Regions from separate parts of the Homo sapiens genome. Here region 2 is linked to region 1. The links are chromatin loops, found by intact Hi-C in ENCODE. Cell type or tissue: ovary. All regions are shown on one strand. Links, peaks and the distances in the headings refer to the core of each region. The heading gives the core; the rest is flanking DNA.

Evidence for each region. Hi-C counts contacts between places; a loop is a spot of excess contacts. Peaks named below come from ENCODE experiments on the same cell type or tissue, not always from the same donor. Only the 100,000 strongest peaks of a DNase experiment are listed, where the experiment ranks them.
Region 2: a loop joins it to region 1, with 2.2 times the contacts of the local background. A loop is called at or near these places in 51 of 110 quality-filtered maps.

Annotation. Positions count from the first base shown.
Region 1 is chr15:98,834,693-98,849,908 of GRCh38, reverse strand. The region is part of intron 2 of IGF1R (insulin like growth factor 1 receptor); the gene reads right to left. LOC124903561 (a long non-coding RNA gene) reads left to right here. Exons shown (of 2, transcript XR_007064773.1): 1 at 1-9,909; 2 at 10,013-15,216. Among named protein-coding and RNA genes, the nearest start is that of MIR4714, 58 kb to the right of the region's middle. In ovary, for the core only: no CTCF peak of the experiment used is centred there; no DNase peak of the experiment used is centred there; H3K27ac peaks cover 1,318 bases.
Region 2 is chr15:98,792,518-98,807,733 of GRCh38, reverse strand. All of the region lies in intron 2 of IGF1R (insulin like growth factor 1 receptor), which reads right to left. Among named protein-coding and RNA genes, the nearest start is that of MIR4714, 16 kb to the right of the region's middle. RefSeq lists enhancers at 7,594-8,289, 9,991-10,782 and a silencer at 12,680-12,974. In ovary, for the core only: no CTCF peak of the experiment used is centred there; a DNase peak (open chromatin) is centred at 6,943; H3K4me3 peaks cover 260 bases; H3K27ac peaks cover 1,339 bases.

The DNA of each region.
Region 1 (15,216 bases), core at 1,555-9,554:
TGTTATCAAATATTTTGGATTTTTTCCAATATGAGAAGTGAAAAAATGGTATCTTGGTGTAGTTTTAATTTGCATTTCTCGTATGAGTGAAATCAAACTTTTTTTCTATGCTTAGCTATTTGTGTTTCTTCTTCTGTGAGCTATCTGTTCAATACTTCATCCCAAATCCTATTGAACTGTTAGCCTCTTCCTTAACAATTTCTAGGAGCTCTGTTTTACTTTGTTTTTTTAAACAAGGGAGATTAGCTCTTTGTGATAGAAGTTTCAGATATTTTTCTCAGTTTGGCATCTGTCTTTGCTTATGGTTTTTGGCCATGCAGAAAGTTTTTTTGTAATTTAAATTCAATTTTTATGAATGTTTTCTTTTCTGGCTTCTGGATTTTGAGTTGAAACTAGAAAGGCTTTCTCTGCTCCAAGGTTATAAAAAGGAACTCGCTATGTGTTCTTCCAGGACTTTCATAGTTTTGTTTACACTTTTACCTTGGATTCACTTGGAGTCTAGCCTGGTACATGGTATAATGTATGAACCTAATTTACTTTCTTTTCCAGAGAAAAGAAACATGGCATGATTGGGCCATAATTTACATGCCCCAATCCAGTAAATCAAGAGTTTATCTTAGTCCCAATGATTTGTGAAGCTACCTTTATCGAATAACTAAATTTCCACAGGTACTTGCATCTACATTTGGACTTTCTATTCTGTTCCATTGGTCTGTCTCTTCATCTATTGGTATCTCACTATTTTAATTATTTAGGCACTATGGAAGTTTTTAATACCTGGTAAGGACTCCTTGCTCTTGTTCAGTTTTTTGTTTGTTTGTTTTTGTTTTAATGATAACCTCAGAATCTAACTAAAAGAAAAAAATCTGTTGTATTTGGATTTATATTAAATTGAAAAACTTACGGAGAACTGACATCTTGCCATCTTGCTAATGATGATTATTCCTGTCTAATAAATGTGGTATGTCTTTCCATTTATTCCAGTTGTCTTCTGTATCTTTTAATAGTATGGTTATCTTAAGGTGTTTTCTCTTTTTATTTTAATTGGATGTAGAATCTTCAGTAATATCATCTAGCAAGTTATTTGCATATTGTACAGTTGTATGATGATAAATTTGTATGTTATTTCTGGCAGAAGATGTTCTATTCTGTGCCTTTAGAAGGACACAATGGGATGGGGGGGAATCAAAGGGTGATAGTCTTAACAATAAATAGAGGTTGAGATCCTAATCAAGAATCAAAGCAATACATTCTGAGTTGGCATTCACAAATGAGTAAGTCAAATGGTGTGGGGCATAATGCTGGGGTGGCCATGGAAGAATTCTGCCCAACAGAGGATGATGTTCCTTAAGCTTCCAACACAGCAGGTTCAGAGAGGTTAGGAAAAATAAGCAAGGGAAAGAAACAAGTACTGATCTAACAATGACGGAAGCTGACTCCATGCCTTAGTGGATGCTTGCGGAGGATGGCACTATCTTGGCTGGGCTGACTGTATTAGCAATGCATGTATCTAAATCAGCTCTAAAACCCATAGAGAGACTGGCACTTTAGTGTGAACACGTAAACTGTGGGTGATGGTCTGTATTTCACATAAGTTGTGATCACTGCAAGGCTCTGCTGGTATTTTACAAGTCAAAAACAAGTTTCCTCTTCCACAGCCATATGTTTGAAAGATATGTCCCTTTAAGAATAATCAAACTCTCACCCAAAACATGTATTTTTCAAACCTAGAGGTTCCAACTTGAAATACTGGACCACAGGGATACTCAGCTCAGATCCTCTTTCAGAAAGGACTTGCTGTCCAGCTCCAGAGTGTCACTAGCAGATGCCCTCCAGCTGCTAGCTCTTCTAGGGTCCACTTCAACTTTTGGCCTAGGTCACACTCTTCCTAGGCAGCTCCTGGCCAGTAACTGAGCCCAGCAATGGTCCCAGGGCCCGGTTATATCCATCTAACAGGGGGCTCTGCAAATGAGCTCCCGGAGGGCTGGCAGAGTGTCTGTCCTATCAGAGTCCTGGTCAAACCGCTCCCCACACCCATCATCTTCCTCCTCTCTTCCTTTCATTGGTGTTATCCTCAGTAAACCTTTCACATCCCTAACTTCATCTCAGTATGTCTCCTAAAAAACTCAAATAGCAATGAAAATGTTTAGCAAATTTTGGGAAAGTAAAGGGGGGAATAAACATTCCCACATAATGTAGATCCAGACGATTCTGGAACTAGAAGTAGAAAGGCCTCATCACACAAGCCAACTAAAATGCACCTCAAAGGTTAATGTCATCGAATTTCAAAAGTCCTCGAAACTTCCATGGTTATAAACGAGCATTTCCTGCATGCTGGACTCTTCATCGTTGGTCTGGATTAATCCTCACTTCCATTCTAGGTGGTGGGTACAAGGACTTCCATTTTATAGACAAGGAAAACCTGATGTAAGTAAGTGGTAGAAAGCAGATTCAAATGCAGGCAGGACTACCTGGCTCCAAAGCCTTTTCCTTTCCAGATGGTACACTGCCCACATCTCTTAGTTTATCGGCACAGGGTCAAGAAGGTGGTGAGGGTATGGACTGACACGGCATCTACGGAGCTTTCCATACTTATACCAAGACGCCCCCCTGTAAAGAGTGGACTGTCCGGTAGCCGGGCAAGGTGGCTCATACCTTAATCCCAGCACTTTGGGAGTCCAAGGCAGAAGGATCACTTGAGGTCAGGAGTTCGAGACCAGCCTAGCCAACATGGTAAAACCCTGTCTTTACTAAAAATGCAAATAATAGCCAGGCATGGTGGTACGTGCCTGAAATCCCAGCTACTTGGGAAACTGAGGGATGAGAATCACTTGAACCCAGGAGGTAGAGGTTGCAGTGAGCCGAGATCATGCTACTGCACTCTGACCTGGGTGAGGGAGTGAGAATTTGTGTCCAAAAAAAAGAAAAAGAGTGAACTGTTCCGCCTTTGTCTGATGAAGGAATATAATAATTGGCAGCCATACACTATATTCCCGGGTCAAGGAATTCCTGGGTCATTTTCAGCAAGCCTAAAACAAGGTGTTCACACATTTATTTAAAAATATCCCAACAAAGTGTTGCAAAATTTCCCTTGATTGCAATGATTCTTTAAGCTGTTAACATTAATCTTGGGTGGATGCAGGAGTTGTCCACTGGCTTTCCAAAAGGCATCCAATGCCTTTAAGGCAGCATAAGAGAAACACTGCCCCTCTCGATGAACTGGGTCCCTGAGTCTGGCAGTACTGCCCTGTTCTCCACTGTGTCACCTATACAGGGACCCCTGAGAAGACCAGTGTGCATGAACCAGAGACTGGACAGTGCCTCTGTTACCATCACCGTGTGGTATCATGAAGAGGTAACCATCCCGAAGTCACCCAACTTGTCAGCAGAACTACTGGGAAAAGAGCTTAACTTTTCCTGTACTTAAATTCTTCCATATGTAGTTGGAGTTACAGGCCCCAAAGTAAAGACCTATTAAGCTTGCCTATATTGCTCCTAAATTCTCTACTCGTCTGTTCATTATTTCCAAATTTAATAAGGCCATACTGTTGTGTCTTCATCCTGGTCAATGCATCCAATGATACCTTGATAACTTTATCAGAGCAGTAGCTAGCAGAAGCACAGAGGCACGGAGGATGTTAAAACTGCTCAACACCACGGTACAAATGCATTGTCAGCTTATGTAGGAGTCTGCTTTTTATGCAGGCTTATGCAACTGGTGTAATTTTAAAATTTTATAAGCCATTTGAAAGAGCAACTTTGATATTAATGAAATGGGGAGAAATGTATATACAGTCAAAGAAAAGTGTCTTTCCTTTAGCTGATGTCAGAGACTCCCTAGAAATGAAAAATTATTACTGTCTTTTAGAAAAACAAAGGTTAAATGGAAATAGCACTGGCAGGAGTCATATCACAACAGCAAAATATAACAGGGCCAGGCAAACCAAGGATATTGTTGCAAATGCAGAGCCTTGATCAGGCTCATATCTCGAACCTTTTATTTTGTAAAGCTGCCAATTTTATAGCACAAAAATTTTAGTTAGGGCACCTTTAAGATTCACTGCATCTACTATGAGAAGAGAGAATGTCTTAGAAGAGTTTTTAAAAATACTACTTTGAAACACTTATGGGCAAACAAGAATTGGAACACTAATCACTGTAATTTCCCCACCAGGATCACTAGGTAAGACATTCAGAGAACTGGTGGAAGCAAGTGATGATTCAGATGCAGTAGTAGAACAGAAGATTGCCAATCAACTGCAAACAAAGTGCCGCACAGGCCCATCTCAACTGACAGCAATGGTAGAGAGAGAAGAGAGAAAGAAGAGAGAGAAGAGAAACGAGAGAAGAGGAGAGAGGAGGGGGAGGAGGAGGAAGGAGGGGGAGGAGGAAGGAGGAGGAGGGAGGAGGAGAAGGAAGGAGGAGGAGGGAGGAGGAGGGGGCAGGAGAAGGAAGGAGGGGAGGAGGAGGAGGGAGGGGAGGAAGAGGGAGGGGGAGGAGGAGGGAGGCGAGGAGGAGGGAGGGGAGGAGGAGGAGAGAGAAGAATATGAGAAGGGAAGTTGGGAGAGACACAGCCCGACTGACTCAGATTCCAAATTACATATGCACAAAGCCCCTCAAAGGTTATCATGCCCTATCTGATCCAGGGTAAATGAAAACTAAATACTGAGGCGCAATTCACAAGGAAAGTCAGAGTGTCTACACTGTTAACAACATACATTGAATAAAGTATTAGAAACATATTTACTCTTCTCCCTACTCTCGGTGCTACTGACCGTCTACTGAATACAAGGTACAAGAAGAGTTTGCTAAGTTTTGGGTACTGCCCAGGTCGTTCCACGGCTAACAAGGCAAAAACACTCATGTAAACTCCTTGGTGGGCCTGGTATGTTGTGTGTGGAGAGGGTGCCTGATGATGTCTTTGAACTTCACTTTTTGGTTTCTCAGCTATCTCAGAGGTCTGGCTGTAGAATTACTAATATTTTAAACAATGCAAATGTAATTATAGTTGAAGCATACTCTTTAACAGAAGGAGGGAAAGATTGGCATTTAGAAGCTTCATTCAACTTTTGGCCTTTTCAAGGCTAAATGAATCTTAGGGAAGAAATAAAAAGTTCCCATTGATTCACTTAAAAAAAGATTTCTTGCAATTAACAGATCTAAATCTATGAAAAAGGGAGCATTTATGGTAATTTCCATAATCTCTCACTTTCTCTAGACATTTCAAATCAAATTGTAATAATTATAAAATCCCTCCTTCTCTCTAAATACACACACACACACACACACACAAATATAGTTAATCAGCAAAACTTTTTCTGATCTCAAGGAAATGTCAGTTACATTTACACAAGCCTAACTAGTTTAAGCAATTTATTTGTAAGTAGACATGCCTCCTAGATTAGGAAAAAAGTGTATTTAGCTGTATGGCATGACACGCCCCCTACCCCAAACCGTAAATAGTTTTTTTGGCAGGGAGTCAGCAGAAGAGCTATAAAAACATCTTCAGGGTATAGAAAGATGTTCAGGACTTAGAATATACCTTTTCTCATGGTTCTCTTATCCCAACGTATAAATTGTGACAATTTGTTTAAAAGATTGAACTAAACTATGATATTCTCTTTGTCTTCCAAATTTATTTAGACTTGGTATCCTGTTCTTTCTCTGGAATTTCCTTTGCTTTTCTTTTTGTCAGTAAGCTAAATTACTTCTCCTCCCACATGCATAAAAGCATTAATTTATAAAACACATAGCCATATGTCATATCTCATGTAATTCTATTTTACATTCCACTGCCGCCCAGACTTATCTAACATGAACAAATAGATATTATTTACTGTAGTCAGAATGAGAATTATCTAATGCCACTTACATAGCCATAAATTGATTTTTGATTAATGTTTAAGCAAAAAGCAAACAAGCCCATCTGCTCTGAAAACAAACAAACAAAAGGAAGCAGCAAACGCATAGTTCACAGGAATTTCTGCAGTATTACTATGTTTCAGCGGCTGGTGAGGATGGAATTTTTTCATTGCTATCGTGAAAATATACTGCTTGACAAGAAGAGAACTGCATATATAGATGCAGCTTCTTCTCTAGCAACTGTTAATTTAATAGACTACTACTTATGGTGAAACAAAAAACAATCCCACTCTGAAGAAAGCACTGAAGACCTATAACCAGCGGTGAATTTCTTCCGTATTGCTCAGTGGAAACAAAAGAAAGCTCAAATGGGTGAGTTTTTCTTCTTTCAGGGTTGCTTTCTCTATGGATCAAGGTAAGAAGGAAGAAAAGCTAGGTCTCCTATCTATCTCACACAGCAGATTTTAAAATATTTTAAAAATATTTTAAATACTTTCAATTTTTTAATATTTTAAAAACTTTTAAAACTAACTACTGTATCGTGTACCTATGAAATTTCGTTTTCAGTGCAATTCAAAATTGCTAAGACAAACCAATAAGAGAAGTAGAAACACGACCAGAAGGCCCTGTCCTGTTTATTGGTATCATCTCTGAGGCTTCCTCAGTATCTCGCACAGTATCTGTCAGTTGACAGCTCTAATCCGTTTAGAGTTAATTTGTTCTGCGTCTATTATGCAGGTAAGAGAAAAAAACTGCTGCATTAGGTGGGAATTTCACTAATACCAATGAATTCCCAATATTCTAACTTTCTGGGGAAAAAAGATGCCAAAAAGAGTGAATGCATTTTCAACAAAAACAGCATGTTAGGATTGTAGCACAGCAGGTTGAAGGATGAAAGAATGGTAAGAGCAATTTCACAGCAACCAAAATGACACAAGGACACACATGCCGGTGAGCAAACAAGAGGCACAACTTAATGACGCAAGAGGAAGCAGTTTGACTTGCAACTTTCAAAATTAAATTCTAACCGTGGTAATATAAAGACAGCTTTACATCCCATTCACCACGTTACACATATTGCCATTTATTTGCTAACAGCAAAAATTCAAATGAGTGTACTTGAGTCTCTAAATATTTTCTACAAACGCTCACCCCCAGACTAAGATAGACACTGCCAAAGTGAACGAGTCACTGCATGGCTAGATTTCCATGTTGAAAATCTTAGGCTCATAGCAGAATACTTGCACAAATCCTACTGCATCTCCTTAAAAATCACTCTACAAGTTGCATCCTAAGAGTTCTTGTCAAAATTGTTCTTTAAAGCATTACACACATATGCACACTGGCCTAGAGAACAAGGATCTTTGTCTTTCTTTGCCAAAAGACAGTGTTTCCCCAGGCCTGTTTTAGCCTTCGACTGATGGTTCTGATTTTGGTTCAGAAAAATAATTGCATGACTGTCCTAAAGTGGAAAGAGAAAAACCTCAAAAATTGTTAACACATCAATTACATCAACCTTTTCTAATTACAACTCTGCATTTCATTATTCTGCAGGCAAAATGAGTACCTTAAGTCTAGAGCCCCAGGTAAACAAAGCCTTTCCCTGTCCTCATTTCAAAACTTTGTTTTTATAAACATTCCCCGTCCCCTAAACTGAACTACAGCAGCACAATGATCCTGTTGTGAGCACTGCCTTGACCTCTATAGGACAACAGATTGTTGTTCACTTAGCCCCTCAGAGTTAAATCAGTTTTAATACAGAAGTTTCTGTCTTATCAAAGGAAGTAAAGAAGTAAAAACAAAAAATGAACGTATACAAGCACAGATTTTTGAGCTTCGATTGTAGAGAAATGGTAGTTATGTGGCTTGCCAAGAAAGTGCATCACCTACTTCTGCTTCTGGGGACAGAGGTGAAGGGGTCTGTTCTGGAACTTTCTAAGGAGGCCATCTTCGTTATTACATCAGGGAAGTTTCTAGTCAAAATGTTATTCCTGTCTACAGGGAAAAACAAAAGCAAAACACAAAAGAACACTGCTTCTAATGGCATCATAGCAAGGAGTTTATCTAGAAAGATGATGCCAGCAGTCACCTCTTTTCCAGGAAGACAGAAACAAAAACCGTTCTCCTCGAGAGGCCAACAGTGTAGAAGCCCCTTTTCCAGAACTTTCCAAGGAGTAGGTGAACTTCTTTGTAAGTGTATCAGCACAGGGGAGAGTGGTGCTCCATGTTCCAAGGAAGAAAAGCAACCCACAGCTCCTCCTGCCCGTGCAGCAGATGACCAGAAAGACGAGAAAGGGAAACAAACTCCCATTCATGGTGAGGCTGCTTGTTTCTCAAACACACTTTTCCAATGCCTCCACAAGTTGTTTGTTTCTGTATTTTGAAAGCACTCAACATGCAGAGTATTTGCTAACCACAGGCAGAGTACCCAGTCAGGATGTACCAACTCAAACTCCTCCCTGGGGCAGGCAAGGATAAACAGGGAACAGGTAAGAGAGGCCTAAAAAGCCAGGTGGACAGAGACCACATGTGACCCCAAACAGAAACAGGCTGCTGGAAACTAACTCTCTCTCTCTCTAGCTGATACTTATTCAGCACTTACTGTATGTCAGGTACTATTCTAAAAACTTTACGTATAGTAACTCAGTTTTCACACAGATGCAATTATTTTCCATACTTTAGAGATGAGAACATTGAGGCATAGAGAGGTTAAGTAATTTGACCAAGGAAGCACAGCCAGTAAATGGCAGGCCAAGGATTTGAACCCAATCAGTATTTTTTTTTGTAGCTCATCTCCATGGAGTTAGTTGGAGTCTCATCAGCACTTCCTCGTACAGGGCTCCATTTTACTGATTTCTATCAACCACAGGACATACTTTTCTTTTTTCTTCGTACCCTGAAGAAGAAATGCACTAGGTAACTTCAATATGATGGCAGTAAGATTGTTTTTCAACACATACACACACACTTTCAAAAAAAACTTAGAGACCAGATGCGGTGGCTCACGCCTGTAATTCCAGCACTTCGGGAGGCTACAAGCGAAAGGAAGTCAAGACCAGCCTGGACGGCCAGGCGCAGTGTCTCACGCCTGTAATCCCAGCACTTTGGGAGGCCGAGGCGGGCGGATCACCTGAGGTCAGGAGTTTGAGACCAGCCTGGCCAACATGGTGAAACCCCGTCTCTACTAAAAATACAAAAGTTAGCCAGGCGTGGTGGCACGCAGCTGTAATCCCAGCTAGTCTACTCGGGAGGTTGAGGCAGGAGAATTGCTGGAACCTGGGAGGGAGAGGCTGCAGTGAGCTGAGATTGCACCACTGCACTCCAACCTCGGTGACAGAGCAAGACTCCACCTCAAAAAAAAAAAAAAAACAAAACAAAAAACAAAAACCCCGCCTGGACAACAAAATGAGACCCCATCTCTATAAATAATTAGCCAGTTGTGGTGGCATACACCTGTAGTCCCCAGCCACTTGGGAGGCTGAGGCAGGAGGACTGCATGAACCCAGGAGTTGGAGGTTGCAGTGAGCCACGACTGCACTACTGCGCTCCAGCCGGGGTGACAGAGTGAGACTCCATCTTAACAACTTAATGGTAAAGCAGGCCTCCAGTACACTTTCTCCTCCCTGTCTTTTCTTCTTTTCTGAAGATTACTACTTACTCACCGTTCCCCATTGGTTTAGATGATAACAGAAGAAACAGGACACTATAAAAACCTTATTTTGCACCACAGAAAGCAAGATGTGAAGGCAGTCAGGTTTGATAACAGTGCGCACTGTTTTTGCAGTATCTTTCATCACGAGGCTCTCACATCATGTGCTCTGAGCTCATGTAACACACTCTGCTGGAATGCCCCCATTCAAGAGGGGAGAGAGTCCGTGACAGTCCTCCCTGCACTCACTGTGCTAGCAAAGATGTCCGGGAAGGACAGAAAAGAATGTAATGTGCAATTAAAACAAGGGAGAGTGATTAATGTAGGCAAAAATTAATCACAAGGGCAGTGTCAAAGTTTGGTGGGACAACTGCGTGTTCAGAAGACACCTGAAAAAAGTAATCCCATGATAAATAACATGGTAAAAAGCTTAGATTGTGCCATTAAGTTTTCTTAATATTATGGATAAAATGACAACAGGCAAATTATTTTCTTTCCCAGGTGAAATGAAGAACCAAGGATCATCTGAGCAAAGACTCAAGGACCATTTGAACAAAGACATCCACATCTATACCACAGATGACTTGGCATCTATGGAGGAGTGGAGGTGAGCACCACTCTACCATGTAGAGGAAGCAGCCACTGTGGAGGCTGGGCTTGTGGAGATTCCTTCTGGATGCCCTCAGATCTGTCATTAATGGGGACAAAGCAGAATCAAGGGACTGCTCTATCTCATCTACCACTACCAGCTCCACCATCCAGGGTACTGTTCTTGCCACTGCATCTAGAAAGAAGAGGAATGCAATCTTGCAGTTAGAAAAGGCTGTCTCGCTGAATATTTATTCTCATTCCTCTACCCAAAACTAATGAAAATGTGAAGTCTGAGTGGTGTCTGAACCTAATATTTTCGTGTCCGAGGCACACAAGGTTGAGCTGCCACTTCTAGCCATCTGAACCACCCAGTGTGAGCATATATGTGGCTGGGAGGGTGGGTGGTGATGGTGGTGGTAGGGAGGTGGGGGAGACTTCTAATGAGAGGCAGTAGAGAGTAGGGTCTAAGAGTAGGTACTCTAGAGTCACACTGATTTCGGTTCAAACCCCAGGTCTGCCATTTACTAGCTGCACTTCCTTGGCCAAATTACTTAACCTTTCTGTGCCTCAATTTTTTGTCTCTAAAGTGGGGATAAATAGTTGTATCTGTGGGACAACTGAGTATATGGCAAGTGTTTAGAATAGTACCTGGCATAGAGTAAGGGCTGAATGAGTGTCAGCTCCAGCTGTCATCTAGGTGTAAGCTCACTGGCAGCAGGTGCAAGATTCTTTTGGATGGCTAACAAGCTACAGCTTTGGCTGACAGTGCTGTTTGTGAAACCCAGTGGCCTCTTCACTCCATAGTCAGCCTTCCAGTGCTCCTGCCCTTGGTGGCCTTGGCAGGAGCCTGGGGTTGAGTGGGGACTCAGACAACTGAAGCTCTCCCAGCAAAAGCAGGATCCCCACGTCTCCCACTGACACTAAAAAACAAATTCTTGAATTTTTCCCGGGTCTGCTGAGTGATCACAAGAGGACAGCTGGGGCTGGATGACAGAGCCTCAGCAGTGACAGGGAAGCCTGCTTACTTCCCTCATGCTCAGAGTGCCTTTTGGCCACGGGCTTATTTCAGCTGTCTTGTGTTCCATTTCTGAGGCTCTAAAGGGATGCTCTGGGAACTGGGATCTAGGAATAAATCAAGATGAGTGGGGCAAGGTTAATACCCTGATTAGATCAGCCTGGCCCAACGCCCTTTGACCTTAGAGTACTGGAAAAGTCTTGACAGGCAAGGGCATGAAAAGGTCATGTGCTCCAGGGGCACTGTCTTCAAAGAGGAGCCTTCCTGGGGTAAACAGGCGCATCTACCTTCTCAATAACAGGTTCAAAATTCAAGAAAGCAAACAGCATTCCCTAACTATCAATATTCCACTAAGTCCTAGAATAGTTTTAGTTTTTAACATCCCAGATAGCATTTTCAATTGTAATGCCTGGAATGAGAGGCAGAGGATCTTCAGGGTCACGTGCTATTTTTTATGGGTTTACATGAAGGATGCAGATGTCATTTTAATTTTTATCTTTCTAAACATAGTTTGGCCACCATCCCTGCTGAAGACCACAGTGAGTCCAAAGAACATGGTTAACTGAAATACACAGATAATCACAGAAATTACTTTTAGGCAATGATGTCAACTTTGTCCCACTGATGGAAGAAAATAAAAAAGCTGAAATTAGAAAATCTAAGTTTTTTCTCATAAAGGTGAACCCCAAACCTGTCCAATAATACTCTACTAAATAAAGTCTGTTAGTAAAGAAGGGATGAAAAAAATCAGTACCTAAAAGACTCTCAGGCCGTGAAAATGATTTTGTAAATTCTCAAATGGGCTTTGCAAGCCAACAGATCCAAATCACAACTGTGGTCAAGGCATTCTGCAGAGTCTCAATGCTAGGTGAAGAAGGCATCTTGGGAACCAGCAGACTGCCACTCTCTCAACATTGAAAAGATATCTCCATTCTTTGAAAGTCACTTTCAGCCACCCAGAAAGTTACCTGGAGAAAAGTATGGTGAATGAAACTGTTTAGAGTTTGAGAAGGAGCAGGTCTTTCCTATGTAAAAATTCCAATGAATAAATGACAATAAGATAGAAAATTGCCATTAAAGCATGGCAGTAATAATTATTGTAGATAAGCTCCACCAAAGCATGACAAGATCAGTGAGTGACAATGTGATGAGAAACAGGACCTTGGCCAGTTGTGGTTGGGAGGCTGAGGTGGGAGGCCAGGAGTTCGAGACCAGACTGGGCAACATAGTGAGTTTCTACAAAAAATTTAAAAATTGGTGAAGGCCAGGCATGGTAGCTCATGCCTGTAATCCCAGCACTCTGGGAGGCCGAGGTGGGCGGTCAGGAGATCAAGACCAACCTGGCCAACATGTGAAACCCCGTCTCTACTAAAAATACAAAAATTAGCTGGGTGTGGTGGTGCCTGCCTGTAATCCCAGCTACTTGGGAGGAGGCTGAGGCAGGAGAACTGCTTGAACCAGGGAGTTGGAGGTTGCAGTGAGCCGAGATTGCGCCACTGCACTCCAGTCTGGCGACTGAGCGAGATTCTGCCCAAACAAAAAAACAAACAAACAAAACTGGTGGGGCACTAATTAGTGATGGTGCACACTAGCTACTTGGGAAACTGAGATGGGAGGATTGCTCAAACCCAGAAGTCTGAGGCTGCACTCCCCTGCCTGGGCAACAGAGCAAGACTGTCTCAAAAAAAGAAAAAAGAAAAGAAATATGAAAAAAGAGAAACGAGACATCTGCATACTGTGAGTATCAGCCCTAAGATATCAGTAACAATGCGAAAAGCAGAAAATTTACACTGGAGAAACCTGGCAGGCACCACCTCAATCAAGTGTTCAAGGCTAAGAGATCATCAGTGGTAAGATGCTGACATCACACAGATGTGACGCACTGAGATGCAATGTCAATCTTGTAGTAGTCTTCCCCAAAATGTATAAAAATGAGTTTAATGATGAGAAACATTAGAACCAATTTGGAGCATTCTATGCAACAACCTGTCCATACTATTCAAAAATATCAAGGTCATGAAAAACAAGCAAAGATAGACACATTTTTACAGACTGGAGAAGACTAGATATAGTAAGTAAACACAATGAAGGATGTTGGGACTGAAAAAGGATATTAGTGGGAAAACTGGTGAAATTCAAATAGTCCATGGTTAACAGTATTGTGTCATTGTTAATTTCTTGGCTGTGAGAATTGGTGTATAGATTATGTAAAATGCTAACGTTAGGGAAAACTGGGTGATATTTTACAAACTTTTTTTTTTTTTTTTTTTAAAGAGACAGGGTCTTAATCTGTCTCCAAGACTGTTGTGCAGTGGCATGATCATAGTTCACTGCAGCCTGGAACTCCTGGCTCATGCGATCCTCCCACCTCAGCCTCCCAAGTAGCTGAGACTACAGCCACGTGCCACCACTGCTGGCTACTTAATTTCTTTTTTTTTGTAGAGATAGTCTCACAGCTTGGTCTCAAACTCCTGGCTTTAAGAGATTTGTCTTGGTTTCCCAGAGCACTGGGATTATAGGTATAAGCCACCATGCCTGGATGCTTTTTCAACTTTTTTGTAAGTCTAAAATTATTTCAAAATAAAAAGCTGAGAGAGAGAGAAAAAAAAAAATCAGTTCAGTTTCTCCCCGGCCAGTGGGGTCATCCTCACTACAAAGTTGCTGGTTTGGGCTCTAGCTCTGCGGATTTTCCTCACTGGACGAATTTCATAATTGTCGCTACCACTGATATTACACAATTGAGATTCTAACTGAATGGAGAGTGATGGAAGAACATGAATGAAGAAGTCATGCTGACATTGGGGAAAGAGAACTTACTGAAAATTTTTAAAATGTTAAATATTTTACATTATCTTCACAATCCCTGTACCCCCAACACCTTCCACAGCAAATCTCCCTCAACAATACTTCAGTAATCTGGCTAGAGCCCAAAACAAATACTTCTTATTCAGAACTTGGCTTTGAAGAAAATGCAGCCCTAACAAAATTTTAAGTAAGTTACTGAAGGATGCAGAGGCTTCATTTTACAGGAGTTAGTTCCAGAGGTGATTTTGGGACCAGCATTATTCCCAGACCCCAACCACATCTAAAGCTGCCAGGAGGGTCTGGCTTTTGATTCCTCTGTGACTCCTTTCCAGACTAAATCAATGTCACTTGGTTCCAACAACTGCAGCTCTTCCCTACTCTTTGACCTGCTGTGCCTAAAATTTAACTTTCCCAAATTGAGGAGGGTTCATCCTCCTTGCCTGGGTCAATCCTTGGGGTGGACAAAAGGTATTAAGACAACTATGGAAGCCTATCCACTCTGTCGAGAGAAACAATTACTCCTAAAGAAAATCTCTACTTAAAGCCACGATTAAAGTCACTCTCCTCTTCATCCCTCAACAACTTGCTTTGAAAGGGTAAGAAGGGAAAGAAGATGAGTGCTTCCACTTCGCTGGTAGGGGTGAATGGTAGGTAGTCCTATCTGCACTCTTTCCATCTAGTCCCCTACACATAATAGCAACAAGTGTGCTAGTTGTATGCTACAGTTGTTGTAGCCTCTTAGCAGAGCCTTCAAATCCTGGTGTGTGGGTGTAGGTCTGTGTGGGAAGGTGTGTGGGTGTAGGTTTGTGTGGGAAGGTGTGTGGGTGTAGGGGTGGGTGTGTGTGGGTGTAGGGGTGGGTGTGTGTGGGTGTAGGGGTGTGTGTGTGTGTGTGTGTGTGTGTGTGTAGGGGGGGTGTTCTCTTGCCCTGGCCACCTAAAAAGCCTAAGTTACTACTGACAAAGGATCCTATTCCTTTTCACTCAATATAAGCCTATAAGACATCTCAACACTCGCCATCTTACAAACATAGAGAAGCATCTGGGTGTCTGGGCGTGCCCTGGACCCACAAAAATCCCTAACCAAAACTGTTAGCTCTGACAACGGTTTAAGCAGAAGTAATAGCATATACCTCTGAAGGCAGAGGTTTGGTTTTTATTGCTAGGTTTACTCCTGCTCGTTTATAAGGATGCCCTAAATGCCATCTCCCAATGAAAACCCTTCCATGTCCAGGGGCAAAGGATGCTCTGGACCCTCAATGCTTGAGCCTACTGAACCATCCAGGACCACTTCGCT
Region 2 (15,216 bases), core at 2,499-10,498, 43 kb after region 1:
CCACATACACAGTGTTTCACTATGGCCCAGGCCCTGCTGTAAACTCCTCACAGGGATTAGCTCATTTAAACCTCACAGCACAACAATCCCTCACTATTAATGCCATCTTACAGAGAGTGAAACAGAGGCATGAGTCTCAAAAATGGCAGCACAAGGATAAAATCCCATCTGGCTGCTGAGTGGATGTTTTGGTCCTTATCCTATCTCAGAGAATGCATTCAAACCTAAAACTATGCCAGGAGTCTAAATTTAACTCAAACAAGCTGAAGAAAACCAAAACGTCTCAGATATCACAAAGCAGTGCATTTATTGCATAATGTTGCACAACAAGGAAAGTTTCTAGAAAGCTGCCCGAACTTACATGGTTACTACCAACATCCAAGCAAAAGAAAGTCCCAAAGGACAAAGAACGTGTCCCACATGTACACGATCTGGTTCATCTATTCATATATCCAGGATGCAGCCTGTGCTCAGCGCCCTACTTACAGGAATCTGAGCTTTACGATTAGTATGATTTTAGCTGCTAAAAATGTGACACCTACCTCTAAGTCATTTGGATTTATAAAAATCCCACCATGCTACAATCAAGAAAGCATTTCACTGAGCAACTGTAAGCCAGGTACAGGGCGTGAGCTGAAGAATGTCCCAGGTGAGTGAGGCCGTTCTAATTTCAACACCTAAAGAACAGGTCACATCAGACGTTATAAATTCTCCAATTTTCTTTTCTTTTTTTTCTTTTGAGACGGGGTTTCACCATGTTGCCCAGGTTGGTCTTGAACTCCTGACCTCAAGTGATCTATCCACCTCGGCCTCCCAACGTGCTGGGATTACAGGTGTGAGCCACCGCGCCTGACCAATTCTCCAATTTTCATGACATTAATGATCACGTTAGGCTTAGGGTCAGCTGTGCCCTAAAGCTCTCACATCAATGTTTTATGGATGTATGGGCCTAACACTGGTATACAGATACCCTTGGCTATATCCCTCTTACTAATGCCAGAGAACGGGTGTTTCTTGCCACAGTGCCACTCCTGGCTGTCCAGCACATGTTCACAAGGACTAGGAAAAAGGGATCTCTCCCTGGCAGTCAGCTTCTCTTTTCACAGTGTTGAAAACTCTGTGAGATAATTTCCTTAGGCGTCCTGGTAACACCTATTAGAAAGTGTTTATTTAATATTTATTCCCACAAATACCAATGAGAGAGAGAGTCTCCTACTATTCAACAGTTTTTTGTTTTTTTTTTTTAATCAAGAAATAGTTGAAAAGGATGGGAGTGAAGGCACTTTAAGCCCACAGATGCCAGCAGAGGTGGGACATGACAAGGGAGGCTGGGGGGCTGGCCCCAAACTTGTCCCTCCCAAGTCAGCTTGGACACCACACAGCACTTCGTGCGCCCTCGGCTGGCTTAGCACATGGACAAGGCATTGCCGCTGGAGTCCCACCTTCTTAGAGACTCCTGAAAAGGAGCTCCACGCCACCCCCCACACCTCGCCCTGTGCCACTCTTCCACTTGTCCTGTCCACTCTGGACATAGAGCCTTCACGGTAAACCAGTAATAGGACGTCAACTACTTTCTGGAATTTTGTGAGCCCAGGTGAGTGAGGCCGTTCTAATTTCAACATCTACAGAAGTTATCAAGTTTCAGGTTTAATAACCTAGCAAGTTATCAGACCTGAAAGCAAGGGGCCTGGCAACAAACTCTCAACCTTTCAGGCAAGTCAGACAGAAGTGTGGGCACCCCATACCTGCTACTCGCATCTGCAGCAAGGGCAGACTCGTGGGACTGAACCCTCATCCCTGTGGAGTCTGTGCTAACTCCAGGTGGTGAGTGTCAGAACTGCACTGAATTGTAAGGCCCCCAGTTGGTGTCTGGAGAGTTAGACAACTGGTTGTTGGTATGGCAAAACCCCACACATTTGGCGTCAGAAATGTTATGAGTAGCAACAGTTCAGAGTCCTTTATGTGCGTTTACAAAAGCAATAATTTATGGCAAGGACTTATCAGAACTACTTTACGATTTTATTTTAGTTTCTTTTAAGGACCAAGATTAAAGATTTAATTAGTTAAACAAGACAACCAAAACAAATACTTCCTCCTGACCTTGAGTTATCACAGACTGCCACCCAAGGGGCAACTGAAACAGAAAGGGTGGCCTGCATTTCAGAAGGGCTGGAGGGGACAACGGGCAGTGTGCTCTCAGGTGCTCTGAATCACACACACACACACACACCATACACACACAGGCACCCTTTTGGAACAGACAATTATGAAAGCACATTAAAACGCAGCATGCCATTTGGAAGTCTGGTCTTGCTGCTCTGCCCAAACACAGGGTACACACTTCAGGGAAAACAATCCTAGAGAAACAGTAGCTCTGTGAAAAATGAGAAATGTAAAATGTTTCGGCCAAACACAAAGAAAAAAAAAATCAGCGTGTGGGATGGGGAGGAGAATAAGACCTATCAGAATTCTTTTTGCTTAGCTGGCCAACTCTGGCAGCATAAAGTTTAAATGGAAGTATCTTCAAATTAAATCGCACCTGCATGTATATAAGACTCCCCTGTAATGCTCCGATAACACCTCAAGATTGAGGTCATCTAAATTCAAACCTTAAATATAAAACCACTCCCAAAAGAGAATGCCTTTGAATATAATGGCAGTTTCAAACTTTGGCAAATAATTATCCTGTACTTCTTATCTGTGAGAATCTATCATTTATTTTAAAAATTCTCTGCAGCGGCCGGGAGTGGCGGCTCATGCCTGTAATCCCAGCACTTTGGGAGGCCAAGGCAGGAGGATCACCTGAGGTCAGGAGTTCAAGACCAGCCTGGCCAACATGGTGAAACCCTGTCTCTACTAAAAATTCAAAAAATTAGCCAGGCGTGGTGGTGCACGCCTGCAGTTCCAGCTACTCGGGAGGCTGAGGCAGAATTGCTTGAACTGGGGATGTGGAGGTTGCAGTGAGCCGAGATTGCACAATTGCACTCCAGCGAAACTCCATCTTAAAAAACAATAATTATCTGCAGCTCCCTGTATCTTCCAGTAAACGGATTAGCAGGTATTTTCTGAGTGTCCATGATGACGGTCTTAGCACTCTCCTTCCTGCCTAAGGAGTCACAATCGCATTCACAATCAAATGCAGGTGCTGTGTGTGCGCTGCTCTCTTCCTCCCATAGCCCCGTTTCACTTTCTCTGGAGTGCATCCCCATCCTCTCAAAGCAGAATCAACAAGCAAACCACTGTCCTTCTTTCAAAAAACAAAAACAAAAACAAAAACAAAAGTCATGTGTTTATTTCTTCCCCTCTACTTGTGCCTCCTAAATTCCTTGCCTTAGTCCCAAATCAGTCCTCCAAACGCGGGTTACTTGTAACGTTATTCAGAAGTGGAAGATTACCTTGCAAAATGGCAGATAATGCCCCAACTAGATATTTCATGGCATTCTAAAACTACATAAAAGCAAGATTTCTTAACATTCCTCTAAATAAATAATAGTGTAATAAATATATGAAACAGGCTATGCATTTCCTCAGTGTTCTTCCATTCCCTCCAGTGACCACACATGTGTACTGCATGGTGAGCCCATGACTGAGGAATAGAAATACAGTCATGAGGCAGCTAACAGCGTTTCAAAGATGAAGTGCATATACGATAGTGGTCCTGTAAGGATAGAATATAGCTAGAAAATTCCTATTGCCTAGTGACATTGCAACCGTGGTAAGATGTACATGTTCCTCATATGTTTGTGGGGATGCTGGTGCAAACAAACCCGTGCTGCCAGCTGTATAAAAGTACAGCACGTACAACAGTGCACAGTACATAATATGTGATAATGATAATAAGTGACTATGTTATTGGTTTATGTATTTACTATACTTTTTATAGTTATTTAAGAGTGTACACCTTCTACTTATTAAAAAAGTTAACTGTGGCCAGGCGCCGTGGCTCATGCCTGTAATCCCAGTGCTTTGGGAGGCCGAGGCGGGTGGATCACTTAAGGTCAGGAGTTTGAGATCAGCCTGGGCAACATGGTGAAACCTCATCCCTACTACAAACACAAAAATTAGTCAGCCATGGTGGTGTGTGCGTCTAGTCCCGGCTACTCAGGAGGCTGAGGTAAGAGGATCGCTTGAGCCTTGGCGGTCGAGGCTGCAGTGAGCTGTGATTGCACCACTGCACTCCAGCCTGGGGGACAGAGCAAGACCCTATCTCATAAATAAATAAATAAATAAATAAAATGTAATATTCACTAAGTGTAGCCTAAGTGTACAGTATTTATCCAGGCCTTCACAATTACTCACCACTGACTCACTGACTCACCCAGAGCAACTTCTGGTCCTGCAAGCCTGACTCCTAGTAAGTGCCCTATACAGGTGTACCATTTTTTTATCTTTTACACTATATTTTTTACTGCACCTTATCTATGCTTAGATTCAGAAATACTTACCACTGTGTTACCATTGCCTACAGCGTTCAGAACAGCAACATGCTCCACGGGTTTGCAGCCTACGAGCAACAGGCTATACCATGGACCCTAGGTGTGTAGTAGGCTGTATCAACTAAGTTTGTGAAAGTACGCTGTATGATGCTGGCATAATGATAAAATCCAATTACCTAACAATGCATTTCTCAGAACATATCCCTGTCATTAAGCAACATATGACTGTCTATTACTGAGATCTGTACATTTTTAATTACCTTCATGTTACTGAATCCAGCTTTAAAAAAACAGCAGGAAACCATTTTTTCACTGTGTTTCAAGTCAGCTACAATTTAAATATCATTAGTTCGGTGTCAACCTAAAATGGAAACAATTACCAGTAGAACATTACATATTACGTTTACTTTTCATTTTTGGTAGCACAATTCCTATCTAGGAAAACATAATAAGTTTCCTGTAGGAAAAGTAAGATAAAGGAATTAAGAATTCTTAGGGGTCTCACTCACTTAAGACCGCTAATATATGAGAAAAAATATCTTGTGCTTTGAGAAGTAAGCTTCAATTACCTGGGAAATCAACTCAAGCAAAAAACTCTTTCAATGATGCTAGACAAATAAAATGCACAGGTAGATGTTTGCACGTCCACAGAAATTGCAGCCACAATCAGATGCATTCTTCAGATGTGAATTCGTGCATACAAGCAACCCCTGTCTTTCGCAGAGTTAAGTTCAAATCCTGTACACACTTTGTTCCACAAAATTGCTGTTGGCTTGCATCTCTTTTGTCACCTTTCTCCATCCTTAAGTCCTCCAAGGTTCTCTCAGGGCCAAGACTGTAGGGTTCAATGACCTTCCCTGGTCAGCTGTAAAACTAGGGCTAGCACCTTCAGAATCCGCCAGCCACACCCTGCTCCAGCTCACCACCATGAGTTTTCTCTCATCAGCCTCCAAAGTCCAAGCCATCGCTACATCTCAGAGATGACGTACAACATGTGCCTTTATTTTATACTCTCAAGATGCTGGATATAGTAGTTATTATCCAGAAAGAATGACTTCACAATCAGGATCCGAGACTGGCTATAAACAGTGATCGAATCCTCAACTCATTCCCTCTCGCACCTACAGGAAGGTATTAACAACTGATCCTCCCTTTCATTTTTAGAGTAACAAACCCAGCTTGTACTACCCATGCCTACAACAGCCCAGATGTGGCACTCAAGGTTGAAAAGGGGCCACAACTTGGTAACGGGACACACATGACCCCATGCAGGAGAACAGCCAGGGCCATGAGGAAAGGGACTTTGGTGCACAATGGCAGGTACCTATGCCCTTGCTGGGACATGGGGCATCAGGGTCATTACCAGATGGGTTTACAAAACACCAAAACACGGACAGCAAAAGTAAGATGCTCAGTCCATTGGCTTGCAGTGTTTCAGAGTCCCTGCTTGCTGCTAGCCACGGGGATGGGGGCTGGGAGTCATCCTGTTTAAAAGCTGCAGTGAAAACCCAGTGTGGTCGTCTCTGTTCTCAATGTCTACCTTGGAAGAGGGAGTTCTTAACCTCTGTGGCAGAGCAACCTGAAAACAGAATTATACTCCATACACATAGCTACAATGCCTCATGCAGAATGCTCTTCCCAAAACCGTGCTCAAGGATACAAACCCAGGCTGTCCAATTTGGGGAAATCATTGTTTGAGGGTGGCACAGACAAGCAGTCGGCTTGGGGTTTGCTCCCTGTGCACAGCTCGATCATCAAGGAAAGGCCTCTTCCGGGCCTCAAAGCTCCCTTTGTGAGGAATGAGGCCCACTGTCGAGGCTCACACAGGCAGCTGTAACCAGGCTGCCCCTCTCTCTGGGTGTTTGTTTTGATAGAGGTTCATTTATGCCAGAGACAATGCCCGCTCTCTTTGTTCTGCCCCCAGCAGGAAGCAGTGCAGGGAGGGGGACCAGCATTGTCACACAGCTTCCAATTCAGGTTTTGGTGGCCACAACAATGGGGCCTCAAGGGCCACAAATAAAGAGCCGCTCACGGGGAGCAGGGCAGAGAGACTGGCACATGTGGACCCCAGCACACCCCAGGTAGAAGTCACCTCCTAACAAGTGCTCAGGCTCACTATCAAGGGCTTTGAGGGCTCTGAGGTTGGGGAGAGGGAGGCCACCTCCTCTTCTCTTAAGTGGTGCTGGGAGGGAGAAGTAAGCAAGGTCCCCGGGGATGACAAAGCCTTCCTACCTCTCCTACCATTTATCCCAACTAAAGGAGCAAACACTCAAAAAAGCAAGCAAAAAGAATGCACACACATGCTTCGTGTTCTAACTTACCAACAGTTGCACAAGGAAGAAAAAAAGTCTAATCTGAATTGCCAAAAATGAACAATATCCTTTAAAATGAAGCCTGGGCTAGATGGCTGCAAGTGAATGAAATGTATTACCCAACTGCTGCTGTAACACAAGCCCTCTCCTCCCCCTTCTGGGCCTCATTCATAAAAAGCCTGCTTCGCCCCAGCAGCTGCAGGAACTGGGACTGGATTTGTGTTTTGTGCCGGTGTTTTCCAAGACAGAGGGAAACAATTGAAACAGACAATCGCTCAGATACCAACACCAAGTTCGCCTCCCCTTGAGAAGTTTGCTGCAGTCTCCTGGTCTAATCCAAATAGGTGGAGGGAGGGCTGGGAGGGCATCCTGCAGAGCTGTTCAGTGGCGGTTCTAACGCTAACACCCAGCGTGTTATTAAAGGAATTCCCATCTGCTGAGTCACACTCCGTATCTTTCACTCCCTGACATTTTATTTTTTTTTAATCAAAGGTTGTTCTTTGTTGGTAAAACGGGGGTTGCCAAGTTAATTAAAGATTGCCAAATTGGGGTAGAGATAGCAACACAACTCCCAAAGAGGTAATTTTTTCATTGTCCACTTTTAAATGGATATTACCATCTACAGACTTTATGCAGCCTGCTAGAAATCTTATGAGATAAGGAACAACTTCAATTCTTAATATATTTTTCTAATTTATGAATAAACCAACAACCAACATGCTTCATCCAGGCAGGATGAAGCACTGTCTCCCTCGCCCACACCCTTTTCCACAGCTGCCCTCCCAGCCCAGCATCTTTTATCACCTAGAAGGGCCAAGGAGGCTGGTTTGTGCAACTCAACAAGCTCTGTAAAACACCAAGTCCCTAGAAATCTCAGAAATCACCATGAGAAACGAGAGGCTACCAAACTTTTTAGACTCAGCAGCCTTCTTCAAAGCAGGGCCCAAATACAAGAGCATGTTCTAATTTACCAGGAATGGTTTTAATACAAGAATTACATAAGAACAGAGTGCAGGAAAGGAAGGGAGAAATAAAACCATTCTTGTTGCCCTAATACCAGAGCAGTCTTCCGGTGAATTGATACATAAATTCTCTCCAGAGACAAGATAATCCAAGCTATTAACTGTTCCCCTCTCAACTCTTGCAAAACACAAGGCTTCGAAACCTTGAAGGGGGGCAGGTGGAGGGGAAAGCCTGCTATATATTTCTAGAAAATACCAAATTTAACACCACGATCCCAGCCTGCTCATCACTGCTGGGGATCAGCCATTCTGGGAAGGTAACAGCAGCCCTCAGCACTCCCCTCCGCTAAGTAAACACTCCTTTCTACCACACTCGGTCCCCCATGCCGGCCGCCTCCCACCTCTGCCTGTGGACTGACAGCCGAGGAAACAAGAAAACAAGCTGGAGATACCAAATGAATCTTGCGAAATACATGGTCTGTGATTAAATCACAATAACTCTAACCTCCTCAAAGGCAAACATATCAAGATAGCAAGCTGAGAGCAAAATAAGCAAGTCTTAACAGAAATTATGCCAAGCTTTATAAAGGGATTACCCACACCTCCTAGAGGCTGTGCAGCCTGGAATCCAGGGTGGTTTGGGTTTTTTTTTTTTTAAACTTACTGCAGCCCTTCTAGCTATCCAATGAAAGCTCTTACAAAGAAACCTTCAGGTCTGCAGTTCTCTGTGGGTTTTCTATGAATATGAACGTACTTTACGGGTGGAGAAAACATATCCATGATCATGTTTGAGGGGCTCACGAAAGGGGGAGGCACATGAATTATACCATGAATACAGATATAATGAATACAGATTTAGTGAGATTTTAATACCTCAATATTCTCTGGTCCCACTCTTAAACATCGCCCTTCAACCATCAAAACATCTTAAATCCTGGGGTAGGGGCATAGTTACCCAAAGTTGTGGTACCTTCCCTAAAGAAAACTGAAATACATACCAGGACACACATAATTCTGTCAAGTTTGTCCCTAACTGTGTGATCTTGGACAAGTTAGCTAACCTCTCTGTGCCTCAGTTTCTTCATTTATAACATGGCTCTAATAGCAGAACGAACCCTTGAGAGGCTGTTGCAACAGCTGGTACACAGTAAGTGCTCAATAAATATTCGTTGCTGTTATTAACATTGTCCCTATGCCATCTCACCCCCCATATAAGCTCTCTGCTAACTTTCCAACACAGAGAACAAAATCCAAATTCTTCACCATGGCTCCAGGGCCCATGTGATCTAATAGCCCTCTCTGCCTGTCACTCACCAGGCTCCAGCCACCCAACCTCATCTCATCCTCCTCACTGGACATCCCACGTGCATCCTGTGTGCACCAGACAGTCTTGCTGGTGCTTCCAGACTCTGACTACTTCTCTCCACTGACCATCTCCACCATCCTGGTCTAAGGTTCATCTTCTCTGCCCTACACTGGGGCAACAGCCTACTCCTACTGGTCTCTCTACTTCTGTCCTTGCCCTTACAGTCTCTCTTAACGCAGCTGCCAGCATGGTCCTGTTAACGTACACACCAGCTCCAAACTCTGCCATCTCCTTTCAGAGTCAAAGCCGAAGTCCTCACCGTGGCCTCCAGGGCCCTACATAACTGACTCAGTTTACCCCATCCCCCACCAAGATGCACCAAGCTCTCCAAGCTCCTCGCCTTTCCCTTCCCTTTCCTTTAGGTCTTCGTCCAAATGTCACCTCTCTAGAGACCTTCTCTGAATACCCTACGTAAAAAGGTACCCGGATACCTGCCTGGCACCACGTACCCTGTACCCCACACCTAACATGTGACCCAGCCCTCCCATCCCCTTCCCTACTTTAATAAAAGCTCCACAGAGGCAGAGGCCTCATTTTGTCCACTTCTATAACCCTGACACCAGGAACAGTGCCTGGCACACAGCAGGTGCTCAATAATATTTGTGGAGCGAATAATCGATGCCATCATGGAGATCTTTCCCTCGCTGGGGCCTACCACCTCATGTTCCTCTCCACGTCTTCTCATGGCTGATTCACAGTGGCAGGGCAAATGTCCCCTCTTCAGAAAGGCCTTCTATGAGAATCCAACTTAAAAGTCTCCATCACAATCAGTGAGTCTGTATTTTTTTCATAGCACTTACCACTGTCTGACATTATTTTCTGTCTACTTGTTTGTTGTCTGTTTCTACCACTAGAATGTTTCCATTTGTTTTCCATTTGGAGAATGGAGTTGGCTTTGTCTCTGTAACCCCAAGTAGCTACGTCAGCACAACAGAATGCTCAGTCCGTATTTGTTGAATAAATGGCAATGTATATACTGACATTCTTTAAAAACTAAAAGCACACATCCAGAAGAGGAACCGGGAGGGCTCTGTCTTACCCCAGATGACACATACCCTGCAGGTGCATGTGCATGGAATGCCTTGGGCACCTGAAAACACCACCCCGCTCCCCCAACCCCAAATGAAGAGCTCTCCATCTGACCTGGGAGAAGCACTCAGAACCTAGACATGGCTCCGACGCAAAGAAAAACAATTTGAAGTTACTAAATAACAGCCCAACATCTGTCACCACATATGAACAACTCTATGCACAGGTAACGGTCCACTCGCCATGCTCACTGTCCAAACACCCGGGCATCAGGTTTACCTTCCCCCTGAGTGGGCTTTCGAGCAGTCATCACAGCTGCCTGGGAGACACAGCTCTAAAACGGGGCTCGGGCTGCAGCCCAGGGGCCAACACTGAGCTCCCAAAGCTTTGGATGCATTTCCTACTCAGCATGGACATCAGGTGACTTCCTTAAGAGGAAAAATCACCCCGCAAGACTGCTGAGAAAGCAGGTGTGGCATTTATCAGTGCTGCTGTCATCCATAGAGAAGCCAGGAACAACGAAATGTAACTCTGTGTACACAGAACTCTGCCACCCCACACAGGGCAGATGGGGCAGCCATCAGAAATGCGGGGCATGGACCCAAACGCCAGCATAGCACCACACCCCCAAATGAGGGGGGAACAGGCTCAGCACCCCAAGACATCCAAGCACCATGGCTTTTACAGCTAGATGCACTCTCCACAAGCCAACAGGAGTCGCGAGTGAGAGCCTTCGAACACATCCAGTGTGAACATGCATTCAGCAAACATTTCCTGAGCCCTGCTTTGTGCCAGGCTGTTCTCAGTGCTCAGGATACACAAGGAAGAAATAAATAAAAGATAAGGTTTCTGTCCTTGTAAAGCTTATATTCGTGTCCGTGTGTGCATGCCTGTGTGTATGTATAAGAATACATTCAATAGACACAATTATTAAGTAAATTAAGTCATATGTTAGAAAATAAGTGCTGTGGCAAAATCCAGATTAAAATCACCAATCACTAGTCAGGAGACCCCATCAGCTACGCAAAGACCATACAGGTAGTGTGCAGAGACACCAGAGAGGTCACCCTGTTTGATCGACAAAAGTATGCTCATTAGAAGGTAAACCACAGGACTATGGGGTCTTTATCTCTTTTCTCCCTGCAGGATTCTCAGCTCAAGAAGAGCACCTGGCACAGGTCAGGGACTCAGAAGCATTTGTTGAAGAAATGGAAGTGCTCACCCACTGAGTTCTTGCTTCTGCAGCATTCCTGGCAGGTAACCCTCTCGAGTTGGCTGAAATCTTTCCAAGAATGAAAAGCTGGGCTTTTACAACAAACTAACAAGCAAACCCCAACCAACCACCCCCACACACCCCCAGGCGCCTTTACTGTATTACTTTCTGGACCCTCTGAGACACACACAGTCTACTACTAACGCCAGCACATGCTGTGATGGGATTCCCCCAGCACAGTGCCCACACGATGCTGGGCCCACACAGCCTGTGACACCTGCTGGCCACTTCGCTCCCACGGAGAAGCCTCTTTCACGTTCATATGTGCTGGGGATCTGTGTCTGCTGAGAGCTGAGCTGCCTGCCTGGGATCAGCCAGATGGAGCAGGCAGAGACGGCACGGACCACACTCCAGAGGAACACGCCATGGATGGCTGTATTGTTGATGTTTCAGATATCCAAAAAGTAAATTATAAATCTTAGCGGTGATTTAGCTATCCTATTTGCCAAAGGTAGTTTACACGGGTGTTTCAAATTACTTGGTAAGAAGGCACAGGTGACACGAAGGGACCACCCACAAATATCTGGCATGTTCCAGTCGCATGCATGGCATGTCGCATGTGGTGCGACAGTTCTCAGGAAACAGCATTTGTAAAAACATGCTTATTAAAAAATTAGAGAGATTTTCTATAAGAAACACATAATAGGCGCAGTGGCTCATGACTGTAATCCCAGCACGTTGGGAGGCCGAGACAGGTGGATCACGAGGTCAGGAGATCAAGACCATCCTGGCTAACACAGTGAAACCCTGTCTCTACTAAAAATACAAAAAAAATTAACCAGGGGTGGTTGCGGGTGCCTGCAGTCCCAGCTGCTCGGGAGGCTGAGGCAGGAGAATGGCATGAACCCAGGAGGCGGAGCTTGCAGTGAGCCGAGATCATGCCACTGCACTCCAGCCTGGGCAACAGAGTGAGACTCCATCTCAAAACAAAACAAAACAAAACAAAACAAAAAACAAGAAAGAAACACATAATAATGCTAATCTAATCATTTGTGTATTTTTAAGTTTTTAACTTACTGATACATGTCAATGTGTTAAGACCAAAAAAATACATGAATTTAATTTAAGTCTAGACGGCAAAGTCAAATTAATGTAGTATACAATTTTCTTAATAAACTTTTCCTTTCCTACCCTCTTTCGCCCCATTTTGAACTTTAAAGAAAAATTTGCCTTTTTGCTGCTTCCTAAACAATCTATGACTGCTACAATAGTCAATATTTTCCCACTTAGTTTGCTTATGGATGTGAGGGTTAAATGTTATGAACATAATTTAGTGCTTACAACATCAGCAAATCTGGCTTCTTCCTTGAGCTGATACACAGTGAGGTTAAGGTCAGGGAAACATCCGTGCCTTCTGGTCCAAGCTGAGAGCATTGCTAAGGTAAGCAATCAAAGCTGGGAAGGCTGGGGTTGGGGAGGTGTCAAGGATGACACAATACAAATGCTAAAGTCTACAAAACAAGGTTGAAGACTCAAGTCCACAGCAGCAGTGGTTAAGGGGCGGGGGATTCTTGCTTGAAGACGACACCAGGCACATTTTCCAGTTGGAGAGCTTGTAGTGAATTCAGATCACTTGGTATTTCAAGTGTTTCCCAAACTACTGTAGATGAAGGGCTCTGAAATTATTCCATTTTGAAACTCATTACTGATTTTGTTACAACCAAATAGCAGCAAACATTTGTACAGCAGTTTCCAGTAGTTGTACATAAAAATGCTTTGGAACACATTACTTGGGAAATGGAACTTTACACAGACAAATCAGAATGCCACTTACCTAATGGAGACAGTTTGCTTACTAATTAATTCTCAAGTCCATTTTGTAAATAAAAACAGAAATGGGGCCATCCTGGAGAATCATGATGCTGTTAACTGAGCTACATGGAAGGCGCAGTTTTCCTCCTCTTATCACTGGTCTTTTCCTTCTCACACTAAGCAATCTGAGCACCACGGGGGGCAACACCTGCTCTCTAATACAGAAGAGATGGGTGTATACCTCCATTCTAATACAGAATGTCTCCATATACCCAGCCATTTCTAGGGAAAATCATCTCTGACAGCTGGCATGAAATCAATGTCCACCTGAAAAGTACCTTTGAGGGCCATCTAATAAAGGCCAAAACTATGGCCACGAATCCAAAACTGCGGAAGTCTAGACTGGCGTTTCTAAATAAGCTAGAGAAAAATACTCAATGTGCGACATCTTGTAAACTCACAGCTGCTGAAGAACAGTGTCTTTCAGTCACATAGCTGAACTGAATGCAGAGGACACTGCCATTTGTGACCAACATTTCCTTTCTAGGGAGGAATACCCAGGACACTTGTTACGGCTGCTACCTAAGTGCTAAGATAGGGCGCTTCGCCACTGTGCCCCCTGCTTCATCTCAAAAACTAAAATTTTCCATCAAAAATTGCCCTCATTTTGTGCCTTTTTGCAAAAGTGAAGCTATCTAAATTCTAGCAAAGGAACGAACACAGGTATTTCAGAATACCCCACCTTTAAGGGTCTCAAAGATTCCAGGGTGTTCCCTCTTAGGATGGAGTTTTATCTTGGCTGAAATAAAAGGGTCTTAATAAAGTCTTTTTCCTGCAGACCTCTGGGTATAAATTATAGATTCATGTCAAAACAGTGAAAGGGATTTGAGGCAAAAGATATTTCTTTCATAAAATATTATGCATCAGAGTATACGTTCTATGCTATAAATATTTAGCAAGGGATAATGTGACATATTTACTAATATTTCTGTCAAAATAACAACATCTAAACTGTCACTTCAACAAGGAAGCTTCTCTTCCTGTTTTAGTATAGAGAAGCACTGGGATATCGTCTCTTTTCCTTTTAAAGAAAAATGTATTCTGACTGCTGGTAAAATCAGGAGTAACTTGAGTCTGTGACTTAAAGGGCAGAACTAAGCCCTATACTACAGTGATAACAGTAACAGGAACATCTGATTACATATAAGCTGGCTCCTCATAAACCCTGATACAACCTAAGGCCTCCATTTTCATTACACACCTTCAAAGATGCTTTTAAAATGGACTTGTTTATTGACAACACAAGATTTTTTTTAAGTACTTGTTTTCCTTTTCTAAAGGGGAGACTTCTTGCTATTTGCTAATTTTCACATCTGTCAATGCTGACAACAACTGGATCTGTTGAATAAACATTTATTCCTTTTGACAAAGAACCTTCACATAAAATTGAACTCAATGGAACTTTATGATCGGGGCAAGAGAATTTGGAGCAACTTCACAGATTAGTAATATCTAACAGTGGCCAGGCCCTGGAGGTTCTCTTGCAGTGACCCTGGGGAATGGACCAGTCTTTGTATCAGCAGAGGACAGACCAGAGCTTTTCAGGAGGAAGAAAAAAAACAACCCAACAAATCAATACAGCAATATACAATGGTAGACAAAGCTACACGCGTTTACAGAGTTTCAGCGCATAGAAACATCCAGTTCAGAAGCCTGTTAAACTTACATCTGTATTTGGAATCTCATGGGAGGCAACCCCTGGCAAAATATCAACTCTTATTGAACCAAAACAAAATCTGTGTAGGCACAGAGTATCAGTACAAAATATCCAAAAACAAAAGCTCACTTTTCCAAAAGAAAAACGCTAAGTTCAAGGAAGCAGCCAATAAGTAAGAGAAGTTTGGGCTTTTGACCTTCCCACCCTCCCATGCCACCTAGGAATATTCATTTTTAAAAGACTGAAGTTAAAATATATAATACATATATGAAAAGATCCCCTAATTTGGGCCAGCCATAATCATCTTAAAATGGTAACCTGGGTAACAACCACCTACCATAATTTATCCTTTGAAGATAACCACAGATT